2 separate regions of the Homo sapiens genome follow, and region 2 is linked to region 1. Evidence: chromatin contacts called from ENCODE Hi-C or POLR2A ChIA-PET data. All regions are on one chromosome and are shown on one strand. The core of a region is the stretch at or near the end of the contact, and the rest is flanking DNA. Distances in the headings are between cores, read along the strand shown. Region 1 holds the start of CAPRIN1 (cell cycle associated protein 1). Region 2 overlaps ABTB2 (ankyrin repeat and BTB domain containing 2).

What was found. A loop is a pair of places that touch in the nucleus more often than their neighbours do. ChIA-PET counts read pairs that join two places held with the same protein, here RNA polymerase II (POLR2A). Pooled maps may share reads with other maps.
Region 2: a pooled map shows a loop between it and region 1 (2.7-fold over the local background). The contact joins the enhancer-like site here to the promoter of CAPRIN1 in region 1. A Hi-C loop is called at or near these places in 2 of 37 single-sample maps with no recorded cell type and 2 of 50 pooled maps. POLR2A ChIA-PET finds 5 or more read pairs at or near these places in 2 of 52 experiments (HCT116 and activated CD4-positive, alpha-beta T cell).

The regions. Positions count from the first base shown.
Region 1 is chr11:34,049,090-34,054,711 of GRCh38, forward strand. It overlaps CAPRIN1 (cell cycle associated protein 1), which reads left to right and starts at 2,642. Exons shown (of 19, transcript NM_005898.5): 1 at 2,642-2,782; 2 at 3,332-3,547. The coding sequence starts at 3,332. LOC101929918 (a long non-coding RNA gene) reads right to left here and starts at 4,238. Exons shown (of 3, transcript XR_931177.3): 1 at 3,230-4,238; 2 at 1,582-1,944. RefSeq lists silencers at 2,297-2,496, 2,356-2,905, 2,946-3,245 and enhancers at 3,856-3,925, 3,996-4,065, 4,136-4,205, 4,236-4,515.
Region 2 is chr11:34,337,258-34,343,135 of GRCh38, forward strand. The region is part of intron 1 of ABTB2 (ankyrin repeat and BTB domain containing 2); the gene reads right to left. Among named protein-coding and RNA genes, the nearest start is that of ABTB2, 18 kb to the right of the region's middle. Within about 2 kb of position 2,079, at least 3 of the 41 ENCODE cell types and tissues checked have a DNase peak (open chromatin) inside an H3K27ac peak, as active enhancers do.

The DNA.
Region 1 (5,622 bases), core at 1,392-3,891:
TGAACAGACAAACGCAGAATGTCAGAACACCAATGAAATGGGATTGGGATGATATAGGAAGTGAAAGCGTGACAGCTTCATATATTCACCAAATATTTCTGGCTCATCTGCTTCCTACCCGGCATCTGATAGAATACCATCTCTTGACTCCCTTATAGTTGGATAGGGTCATGTGACTCTTTTTGGCCAATGAATTTAAGCAGATGTGATGCATATCTACTTGTCTAAAGCATTTAATTGACTGAGATATTCCTGAGTTCTCTTGTGGTACAGTGATCAGCAACACTTGAGATATGGCATCAGCATGAATCTACTGAGTGACTACTACGAACAGGGCCCTCTGTTGAACTGTGATGGATGTGTACCATTTGCAGTTGTTTTTTGTTTTTTGAGACAGTCTCACTCTGTTGCTTAGGCTGGAATGCAGTGGCACAATCTTGGCTCACTGCAGCCTCTGCCTCCCGGGTTCTCGTGCCTCAACCTCCTGAGCAGCTGTAATTACAGGCATGCGCCACCACACCCAGCAAATTTTTTTGTATTTTTAGTAGAGACAGGATTTGCCATATTGGCCAGGCTGGTCTCGAACTCCTGACCTCAAGTGATCTGCCAGCCTTGGCTTCCCAAAGTGTTGGAATTACAGGCATGAGCCCCTTCACCTGGCCCCTTTGTAGTTTTAAACCAGGGATTGGCAAACACTTTTTTTGTAAAAGAAGAGATAGTATTCTAGGTTTTGCACACCCTACTGTCTGTTGCACACCCAAGTACTCAACTCTGCTGTGCTATGGCAGAGAGGCAGTCATAGAATGGATGTGCATAGATGGATTGGATGTCTCCCAATAAAACTTTAGACATTGGTCAATTCCGAGGAACAAAACAGTGATTTCTGAAACTTTAATGTACACACAAATCTCCTGAAGATCTTGTTAAAATGTAGATTCAGTTAAGTCTGCTATGCAGTCCAAGATAGTAGTGATAGTGGTAGTGAGAGAGGTTGGGCTGAATAAACTTTGAGTTGCAAGGAGCTAAAGGATTATCATCTCCGTTTCTAGCCTCTAGGCCTGGCATAATTGCTCAGCGTAGTGCTAAGGATGGTTTAGGTGACTAAATTTTGAAACTATGACTCCCCATCTAATGCAGCAAAAGCCAAAGTCCTTACCGTGGTCTTTCAGGCCCTACAAGACCAGCCCCCTTTAATATGTTTGACCTCATCTCCTACTCTCTGCTCTTGCCACTATGGTTTCCGTGCTGTTCCTTGAACCCAAAAAGCACACTCCGTCTCAGATCTTAGTACTTGGTGTTTCCTCTACCTGGAAAATTCCTCCTCCAAGGTAGCTGCTTAGCCTTCTTCCTCACTTCCTTCAGTACTAGCTCAAATGTCAGTAAGGCTTTCCCTGACCACCGTTTTTTCTTTTCTCTACCATTTCACTATCTGACATGTATTTACTTGTCTTCCCCTTACTTAGATTGTAAGCTCCATGTAAATATGTTTTGTTCATAATCCCTAGCACTTAAGAGTTCCCAGCACACAGTAAGGTGCTTAATAAATATTTGAATGAATATATAACAGACTTTGCAGCTAACCAGGATATCTTGAGGTCGGAGGCTGCTGTTGTTTCTCCAGGCTCCCTCAGGATGCACTGTTGCCAGTCAGCGTTACTCATTTTATTCCCTAGGGAACAGTGGGTTTGGTAGAACTCTCTTCTAAATCTCTTTTTCATAGAATTTAAATTATAAATTGGTCATTTACTGTTGTCACACAATATTGCGTTGCTGAATTTTCCACTGATTATATTCATTTTATTTCCTCCCAGAACTTGGTTTCTTGTTTTTCTGCTCACTGTCCACACCCACTCCACCCCAAGGCTGGAATAATTCTCTTGGAGCAAAAAAATCATCTTTTTCTTTGTATTTCATTGAACGTTCTCTTTACAGTGTTAGGTAAACCTAAAAAAAAAGGAAACAAAAGTCTAATAATTCGTAATACTCAGGCCTACTGGATGTATAACATCATAGGGTAGCTGAAGACTCTTTGTGAGGCCAGAGCTTTAGGATTTAAAAAGCCACCAACCATGACCGTGTCCGACACGTTCTACAGAGAACTCCTAGGTTACTGGGTGATTGTTTGGTGGGGAAGCGGCGAGTTGTCTTTTTTTCAAAAGACGTTTTGGGGTATGGAGTTTGCTCGCTCTGCATACAGAAGGAATTCTAGAAGCTGGGATCGCACCACCCACCCCACGCACCCCTTACTTGCAGAAACCTTTGCCCCCCAACCCCCACCCCCACCCCAAATAAGGGCTCTTCAAGGGGCAGTTGCCAGCTCCAGAGCCAGCTGCTTGACACCTATTGTCCCCGTTTGGGCGTCAAACGATTTCGCCTGAAGGACCCTAGCGTCGATTGCTCTCAAAACTCAAGGGGCCTTTCCTTCGGCCTTGCCGGGGCCATCCCCACCTGCGTCCAGGAGGCGCCCCACAGCGCCGGGGCCGGGGGACGGCGGAGAAGCTAGCGGGCGGCCTCTTCCGGGCAGGCGTTCGCGCCGGGCAGCCCGAGCGGCCGCGAAGGCCCCCGCTCTCCGCTTCTCCCGCCCCTCGCGACCCAGAGGGCTGCTGGCTGGCTAAGTCCCTCCCGCTCCCGGCTCTCGCCTCACTAGGAGCGGCTCTCGGTGCAGCGGGACAGGGCGAAGCGGCCTGCGCCCACGGAGCGCGCGACACTGCCCGGAAGGGACCACCACCCTTGCCCCCTCAGCTGCCCACTCGTGATTTCCAGCGGCCTCCGCGCGCGCACGGTGAGCGCCACCCGGGACCGAGCCGCTGCAGGGGAAGAGGGCCGCTGCGCCCGGGTGTCCTTTATCTCCGGACCCGCTGGAGCTTCCGAGGGGCTTGCCCCCAAGTCCCCCCACCCCACCCCGGTCATTTCCCATGCCCTTCTCTGCCCCCAAGCCCCGACCTCTCTCTTTCCTCCCTTCTCCGGAAGCCGGCAAAAGCCGGCCCTCCCCGGTAGGGACCGTTGCAGTGGCCGTTGGCGGCCGGCGCGGCGATGCCCCGCCTCCGGCGCGAGCCTCGGAGCCCCCGGGCTGGTAGGCCGAGCCGGCGGCTCCGCGGGGGAGGGGCGGGTCGGGGGGCGGTGCGAGGCCCAGCCGGGCGCCCCGCTGGCGGGTCGCGCGCGCGCCCGCGCACTCTTCCTGCCCTCGAGGCGCGCCGCGCCCCCTCCCCCACCCGCTCGCGTAGGCTACCGCTCGCTGCGCGTTTTGTCCCGCGTCTCGCCCCGTCCGTCTCCTGACTGGCCGCTCTTGTCCTTCCTCCCGCTTTTTCTTCTCTCTCCTTGCGGTCTGAAGATGCCCTCGGCCACCAGCCACAGCGGGAGCGGCAGCAAGTCGTCCGGACCGCCACCGCCGTCGGGTTCCTCCGGGAGTGAGGCGGCCGCGGGAGCCGGGGCCGCCGCGCCGGCTTCTCAGCACCCCGCAACCGGCACCGGCGCTGTCCAGACCGAGGCCATGAAGCAGATTCTCGGGGTGATCGACAAGAAACTTCGGAACCTGGAGAAGAAAAAGGTGCCAGGAGTTGGCGGGGAAGGGAGGGGTGGCTGCGGCCGGGCTCTGCGGCCCCTCCGACCCTGGTCGCTGGAGCCTTCGCTTCTTTTCGTCTCGGGAGCGTTACTAGGTCCCCTCCTCCCACCCCCTGGCCCACACGCCCCGTCTCCACGTTCAGCGGGAGCTTCGTGCCCAGAAAACGGGCTCTTGGAAGAGGCACTTGTCACCTGACTCGGACGCGGCACTGTACCCCAGGCCTCTTTATTACTCTTCCGCTGTGGGTCCGGCTTTTTGGCCTTTAGGAGTGGGACATGTGAGGGTGGGGGCCTGTCGTCAGGACTTCACTGTATGGTGCCCTTCTTTCCGTCTCTGAGGCCCGATTTCTCTGACGAGGGCCCAAAATGAAGAGGTCCCTGCGCGGGGGGCTCCGGGTTCAACCGACCGCCTCGTGGAGTTGGGGCGGCCTGCGTCCTGCAGCCTTGGGGTCTGTCCGCTCGGTTACCATGCACTCGAGACCTGTCGAGCGTCCCCTCTTCTTCCGTAGGAGAGAAGTGTGTTTAGAATCTTAAGGTAGAACTGCCTTTCCGGCAGGCCCATTTTGAATGGGTCTTCGATTTGCTACCCCCGCGCCCATGCGATGGGCTCCCCTGCGTTTCCCTCTTTGTTTCAATTGTTTAGGTGTCCCCCCGAGCCTCAGGCTCAGCTCAATCGCGAGATGATTTTCTGCAGCGACTTTTTGTTCCTAGGGGACTGTGAAGGGGCGGGGGACTGCCACGATTTAGATTCGTTGGGGGCTGGGTCCTGGGGAGACTGGAGAGGATGGCTGGGACTCGGGGCACATGGAGAGAGCGTCTAACATGGCGGCGGCTGCGGGGAGAGGGAAGCGCTTTACTGGAGCTGCATTGTGAGCACAAAGCGAAAGCAGAGGGGGAGGGCAGAGACCAGGCAGCCGCCCCGACTGGCCTCCTTAGGCCCCCCTCTAAAAAAAAAAAAAATCGAGCCACACCCACGATTTTTTGGATTCAATATTTAGTCCTTGTAGATCAAACTACTGAGGTATATCTTCATCTGCAAGTCAGCCTTTTGTTTTATGCTTTCATCGCAGGACAGTGTAAACTCTTGTTTAGAGGGGCGTGTGTATGTATGTAGAGAAAAGGTCTGGGCAGAGTGAATAATTAAAATGAGTAAGATCAGAGGTGGAAGGGGAGAAACAAATTAGTCGTTTGTAAAAACGAGGTAATTACGTCTGTGACTATCATGTTAACTTGAATTTTACCTTATAAAGTAAAATGAAGCCTTGATAACTTCTACTTGTCTGCCTCTAGGAAAACATATTTATAACATCTTGAATTTCCAGGAAATCATTTTGCAGTGTTTATGTGGCCAGACACCTAATAGTGTTACTTGAGGTGCTGATATAGTAACTGGCTAAAACTTGGGCTGTGGGAAATAAGTTGAAGAAAACTGGTGATGTTTAGGTCTTATTAATTTTACTTATATATTTTACATTTTGGGAGAGTTTTAAAACATTTAGATTTGATACTTCCCTGTTTCATCTTCGGTATTGAAGGTTGGAAGTTTTACTTGAATTTCATGGACTTGGGATTTCTTTTTTTTCCCAATCCTTTATTTTGATAAATGTATGTTTTATTATAGGTAATTGGAATAGTAAATGTAGTTACATCAAGAAAGTAACAAAAGTATTTTAAGTGTAAGGTAGCTACATTCAAATGTTGAATGGAATAAGCATGCCCAAGGCCAGTATCTTCTGAGTCTGACACATGATTTAGTTTACCCTGTTGGGTATCTTCTTAAATTTTTTTTTTTTTGAGACGGAGTTTCGATCTTTTTGCCCAGGCTGGAGTACAATGGCGCGATCTCAGCTCACTGCAACCTCCACCTCCCGGGTTCAAGCGATTCTCCTCCCTCAGCCTCCCAAGTAGCTGGGAGTACAGGTGCCTGCCACCACGCCCAGCTAATTTTTTGTATTTTTAGTAGAGACAGGGTTTCACCCTGTTGGCCAGGATTGTCTCGATCTCTTGACCTCCTGATCCGCCCGCCTTGGTCTTCCAAAGTGCTGTTACAGGAGTGAGCCC
Region 2 (5,878 bases), core at 829-3,328, 290 kb after region 1:
AGGGGCTGTGTAGGGAAGGAGGCAGGGGTTGAGGAGGAGGAACAGCAGACCACAACACAGACAGCCTTAGGACGGGCACAGCTGACTGGCTGCTGGTCTCAGCCTAGGGAAATAACAAGGTTCTCAAAGCCAGGACTGGAAAGGCCAAAGGGCCGTACCTTGAGGAAAGATGGCACAAGCAGCTTTCTCAAAAAATTCTGACACTGTACTTATAATGCAGGATTCTTATTTGACCCAATAGCCTAATGCTTTTGATTAAAACTTTCAGCATGGAAAACGTGGGCTTTGAAGTCTGACAGTACTAATCTCAAACGCTGGCTCTGCTACTTGTGTGTATGGGTGACCTCGAGCAAGTCATTTCAACTATCTCAAGGCCTCAGTTTCCTCATTTGTAAAATGAGGATAAATAATGTGACCTACAGCTCACAGGCTGTAGTGAGGATTCCACAAGATACTGCATGCAAATCACTAGTGTCCTGCTCACCTCATAGTAGGCATTCGGCAAATAACAACCTATATTTTTATCACCACCGACTCATCACATTTGGTTGGAAAAATTAAACGAGATAGCATCCAATAAACATTGGTTATCTTTCTAACACCTCTCCCCACCTCCCCCTACTCAAATCACCCTAACCATGATCTCCATCTTACCACCCACAGAGAAGACCCTCAAAGACTGGCCTTTCCCAAACTGTACATCCTCAAGAGGGTCCTTTGCCCCATACATACTGTGAGAGGAGCGCAGAATAAAATCCACCCCCAGTGATGTAGATGGAATTCACAAACCTGCCCGTTTATCTAGAATCGCCGCAAGAGTTGCTTTAAAAATACAGATGTCGGCCAGGCACAGTGGCTCACACCTGTAATTCCAGCACTTTGGGAGGCCAAGGAGGGTGGATCACCTGAGATCAGGAGTTCAAGACCAGCCTGGCCAACATGGTGAAACCCTGTCTCCATGAAAAGTACAGAAATTAGCTGGGTGTGGTGGCGCATGCCTGTAATCCCAGCTACTTAGGAGGCTGAGGGAGGAGAATTGCTTGAACTCAGGAGATGGAGGTTGCAATGAGCTGAGACTGCACCACTGCACTCCAGTCTGGGTGACAGAGTGAGACCACTTCTCAAAAAAGAAAAGAAAAAAAAAATACAGATGTTCTGGTCGGGAATGGCGGCTCACACCTGTAATCCTGGCACTTTGGGAGGTCGAGGTGGGTAGATCACTTGAGGTTAAGAGTTTGAGACCAGCCTGGCCAACATGGTGAAACCCCATCTCTACTAAAAGTACAAAAAAAAAAAAAATTAGCCGGGCGTGGTGGGGTGCACCTGCAGTCCCAGCTACTTGGGAGGCTGAGGTGGCAGAATCACTTGAACCGGGGCAAGGCTTGCAGTGAGCTGAGATCACACCACTATACTCCAGCCTGGATGACAGAGGGAGACTTCCTCTCAAAACAAAACAAAAAAACAGATGTCTTAGCCCCACTTTTACAGGTTTTCACTTAATAGATTCAGGGTGGGTTCCAGAATACTAATGTTATTTTCAAAACTTATTTATTACTATTACTTTTATATAGAGACAGGGTCTCATCAGCCTTGGAGGAAAAAAGCAGAACCTAAGCCTAGGAATATCAACAGTAGCAACAGTGGCAGTGATGGTAGCAAGAGCACTCCCTAAAGCCCCTTCCATCGTCTTGAAATCAGCAACAGTATCTACCTCTGCAGGATACTGTGTGGCTCAAAGGAGAAAATGCAGGTAAAACATTGTAACACATCTAAGTTCTTACTGTGTGCCAAGCCTTATGTTAACTGTTTTATATACATTTTGCTATTTTGTTTAGTCACATCATCCCTGGGAGGTATTTTTTAAAACACCATTTCTCGTCATCTTGACCAGGCTGGTCTCCAACGCCTGGCCACAAGTGATCCTCCCACCTAGGCCTCCCAAAGTGCTAGGATTACAGGTGTGAGAACCTGCACCCAGTCTAGAACATCAATTTTTAAAGTGCTTCAAGATGTTTCTGCAACCAGCCAGCTCCGGCAATGAGTGACTTAAGGGAAAGGGGAAGAAGTGTGTGGGCTCATGCTAGAGGTCACCACACCCCACTCCACACCACATCCTTCTGAGGCCTGAGGGGCTGTGGGGACAATGAAGGCGACCACAGCACAGATAACAAACAAAGCAACTATTTGGCAAGAAGAGTCTGAGTTACCCATTAACTATGAGTGATCTGTCAGTGCCAGAGAAGCCTCACAAAAGACGATGGTGTGGTCGCCTGGGAGGGCCCTCAGTGAGGACCCAGTTACACCAATGGCAACACAATCATGCAATATCCTGGCCTTGTGTCCTTCCTGTTTTCTCTTTGAGATTGGTGCTTCCCTGAGTAGAATCATCCCTGGAAAGCAGGGATATCATCATTTCTCGGTGCCATTTGGATTCCCCCAGTTTAAACTCCTCTCTTGTAACAATGGTGATGAAAATTACTGGATTCCCTACATATGATTCCAAGTTATTTGGATTTCATCACTAGTGGCAGATTTAGCACATTCTGGATGTTGGCAAACGAGTGGCAATTGCATAAATACATGAGCACTTCACACCACAAATTAATCCTATAGAAATAATCCAGCTCTGATTACACTGTTTGACTGGGTGGTGCTTGTTAGCTTGTTATACAGCTGGAACCAGCAGGAAGGAGGCAGGCTGGTCACCATGTGGGGTACCAGAATGACAACTGCACAGTCATGCTTTATGATAACTGCACAGTATGCTTCTTAGCCCCACCATCCTCCAAACAAACAAACAAACAAACAAAAACAAAAAAAGAAAAAAGGACAGGAAGGAAGGGAAGGGAAGAAGGAAGAATAAAAGACCACACAGAGTCCATAATATGCAAGTTTAACTTAGACACTCACTTTACACACTAAACCCCTTCTGGGTCGCTTTTTCTGACTAGACAGATAAGACATTCTCAAGGAGAAAATGCGAACAATACGTGAAAAAATAGTGCACCAAATGCCATTGCTGGGAAGCAACAATAATGAAGATGGCAACAGTAGCTCATACCTGGTGGCTGCTACCTGCCATGTGCTGGGCTAAATGCTTTACTTAGCATCATCCCATTTAATTCGCACAACCAGCCTGCCAGGTAGTTTTAGTATAATCGCCATTTCGCAGATGAGAAGATTGAGGTATTGCAAAGTTAAATAATTAGCTATATGATCTAGCCAAGTGACTGGGGGAGTCAAGGTGCGAACCAACCCAGGACCCAGGTGTGACCAAATATCTTTTCAGAAGGATCCTTTCTACAGCTCAAGAGAGGACTCTTTTGGTCCTACTCTTCTCAGAGATACTCCTCCCAAAGCCACCCTCAGCTAAGATCTCAGTGAAGCCTCTGTTAGACTCAGCCAAAGGACCACAGGTCATGTGAAGCACTAAAAACTTTAACCTCAAGTTCCAAGGAGCCCCAGATCCTGGCAGTAGCTGTCCAGGTGGCGGCTCTCCAGGTAGATACCAATAGGCCAGCTTTAGGCAAACACCTCTGAAAGAGCTCACCTCCCATGGTGGAAGAAACAGTCCCTGAATGAAAGCTCAGAAGACCTCCTAGTTCAAACAAACAAACATCCTCTGATTTATGACAAGAAGCCAGTCAACAAGCTCAGTAGGAAAGATGAGCCTTAGAGGAAAAAGCAGAACCCAAGCCTAGGAATATCAACAGTAGGAACAGTGGCAGTGATGGTAGCAATAGCACTCCCTAAAGCCCCTTCCATCATCTTGAAATCAGCAACAGTATCTACCTCTGCGGGATACTGTGTGGCTCAAAGAAGAAAATGCAGGTAAAACATTGTAACACATCTAAGTTCTTACTGTGTGCCAAGCCTTATGCTAACTGTTTTATATACATTTTGTTATTTTGTTTAAATAGTCACATCATCCCTGGGAGGTATTTTTTAAAACACCATTTTGCTGAGGAGGAAACAACTTGAGAGGGGCTAAGTGACTTGCCTGAGGCCACGCAGCTTGGAAATGATAAAACCCGACCTTGTGTCAAGGGTCCAGAGGTTAGAGCCACAAGAACCAATGGCCTTAATCTCCATTTCCATGAATCTTCTTGTTTCTGCAAACAGAGGGCTTCTGAGAAGCTGGGGAATGGTTGAAATTTTTAGACCTGTGAAAACCCAGAAAGCTGGCCCCAAGCGACCCACCACTGACCCACTCTAATGGCTGTATTGTTGCACAGAACTGTCTGCGATGATGGAAATGTTCTATATCTGCATTGTCCAATATGGTAGCCACTAGCCACATATGACGAGGGAGCACAAGAAATGTGACTTGCATGACTGAGGAAATGGTTTTTTTTAACCTTATCGAATTTGAATACATTTAAATATACACCTGTGGCAAGTGGCTGCCGTATTGAACAGAGCAGCTCTGTGGCTCCTCTCACTCACAGCTTGTCAGGTCTCCTGGGCACCACAAGATGGAAGTTCTACAAAAACTCATGAGTTCCCAGGCCAGGCCTCAGTGTGAACGGAAAAATAAAACAAATTTTTCTTACTCCCAAGCAAATGCCATTGCTCTGATCTTGGAACGTTTTCAGCTGGAAGAGAGAAATGGCCATTTCCAAAACAAATGACCTCTCCCCATTTTCCTCCCTTTAAGGAAAAAGATTAAACGTGTAAAGGGTCCCCCATTAAATTACTTAGGAAAGGTTGCCACATTTTCTGGTGACAAATGCCTTTGGCTTATGATGACACAAGGACTCAAACACGGTAGAAAGAAAAAGCCAGAAGGGTAAACAAGAAGAGGTCCCACACTCTCCAAGGTATCATAAATCAAGGAAATAGACTCAAGGAGCTAACAGCTTCCAAACATTCTTCCTCTTGAGCTATTTTAAGCAACCAATACACACAACCTTTCAGAGGCAATTTCATTCACACTAACAGAAGAGAAACAATGTGCTTCATACGGTATTATCTTTAAACACGCAGAGAAACAAATACCTACCCCACAGTTCTCAGGCGCAGCTGGCTGGCCACCCTACTGGGCAATGTTACTATTTTCAGGCCCCCAGTGGCTCAGTTGTTGAGATGCAGTGAGGGATGCTTTGGCCTTGCTTCAGTTCCTCTTGTCCTCTTGGGCCAACCCATTCATTTCTTTGCTCAGGAAATCACTGCATGTGCTTCGTCCCCACCCAGGCCACTCCTGAGGACAGGAGGCCACAGGGCAAATGAGGACTTCAGAGCTCAAAGAGCCCGGCTGTGTCATTGACTAGCTATGTCACCTGAACTTCTCTGAGCTTGTTTTTCAGCAGCAAAATGGGAGTAAGAGTATATATGATGGTAAGAATCACATGATATAATACATGTGAAGCACATGGGCCGGGGTCTGGTGCTTCGTAAAAGTTTGACCCACGGTAGGTCTGTGCTGGGTATCAGAGTTGAGAATTCAGTCTCTTGGCTTCTCTGGCTGGGGAGGGAACACACATGGTTGAAGAGTAGAGAATCAGGGGTAAGACTGCCTGGACCACCACTTATTACCTGCATGACCGTGAGCAAGCTACCAAACCTCTCTGTGACTTTGTTTCTTCATCTTAAAGATGGGAATCACAGTATTCACTTCATTTACCAGTGGGGCAAATAACATCTTATGGTGTCACTCCCATTTCATTTATTTATTTATTTATTTATTTATTTATTTATTTATTTATTCGTTCATTCATTCATTCATTTTTTGAGATGGAGTCTCACTCTGTCACCCAGGCTGGAGGGCAGTGGTGCGATCTTGGCTCACTGCAACCTCCGCATCCTGAGTTCAAGCAATCCTGCTGCCTCAGCCTCCCGAGTAGCTGGGATTACAGGTGTGCGCCAGCACTCTGGGCTA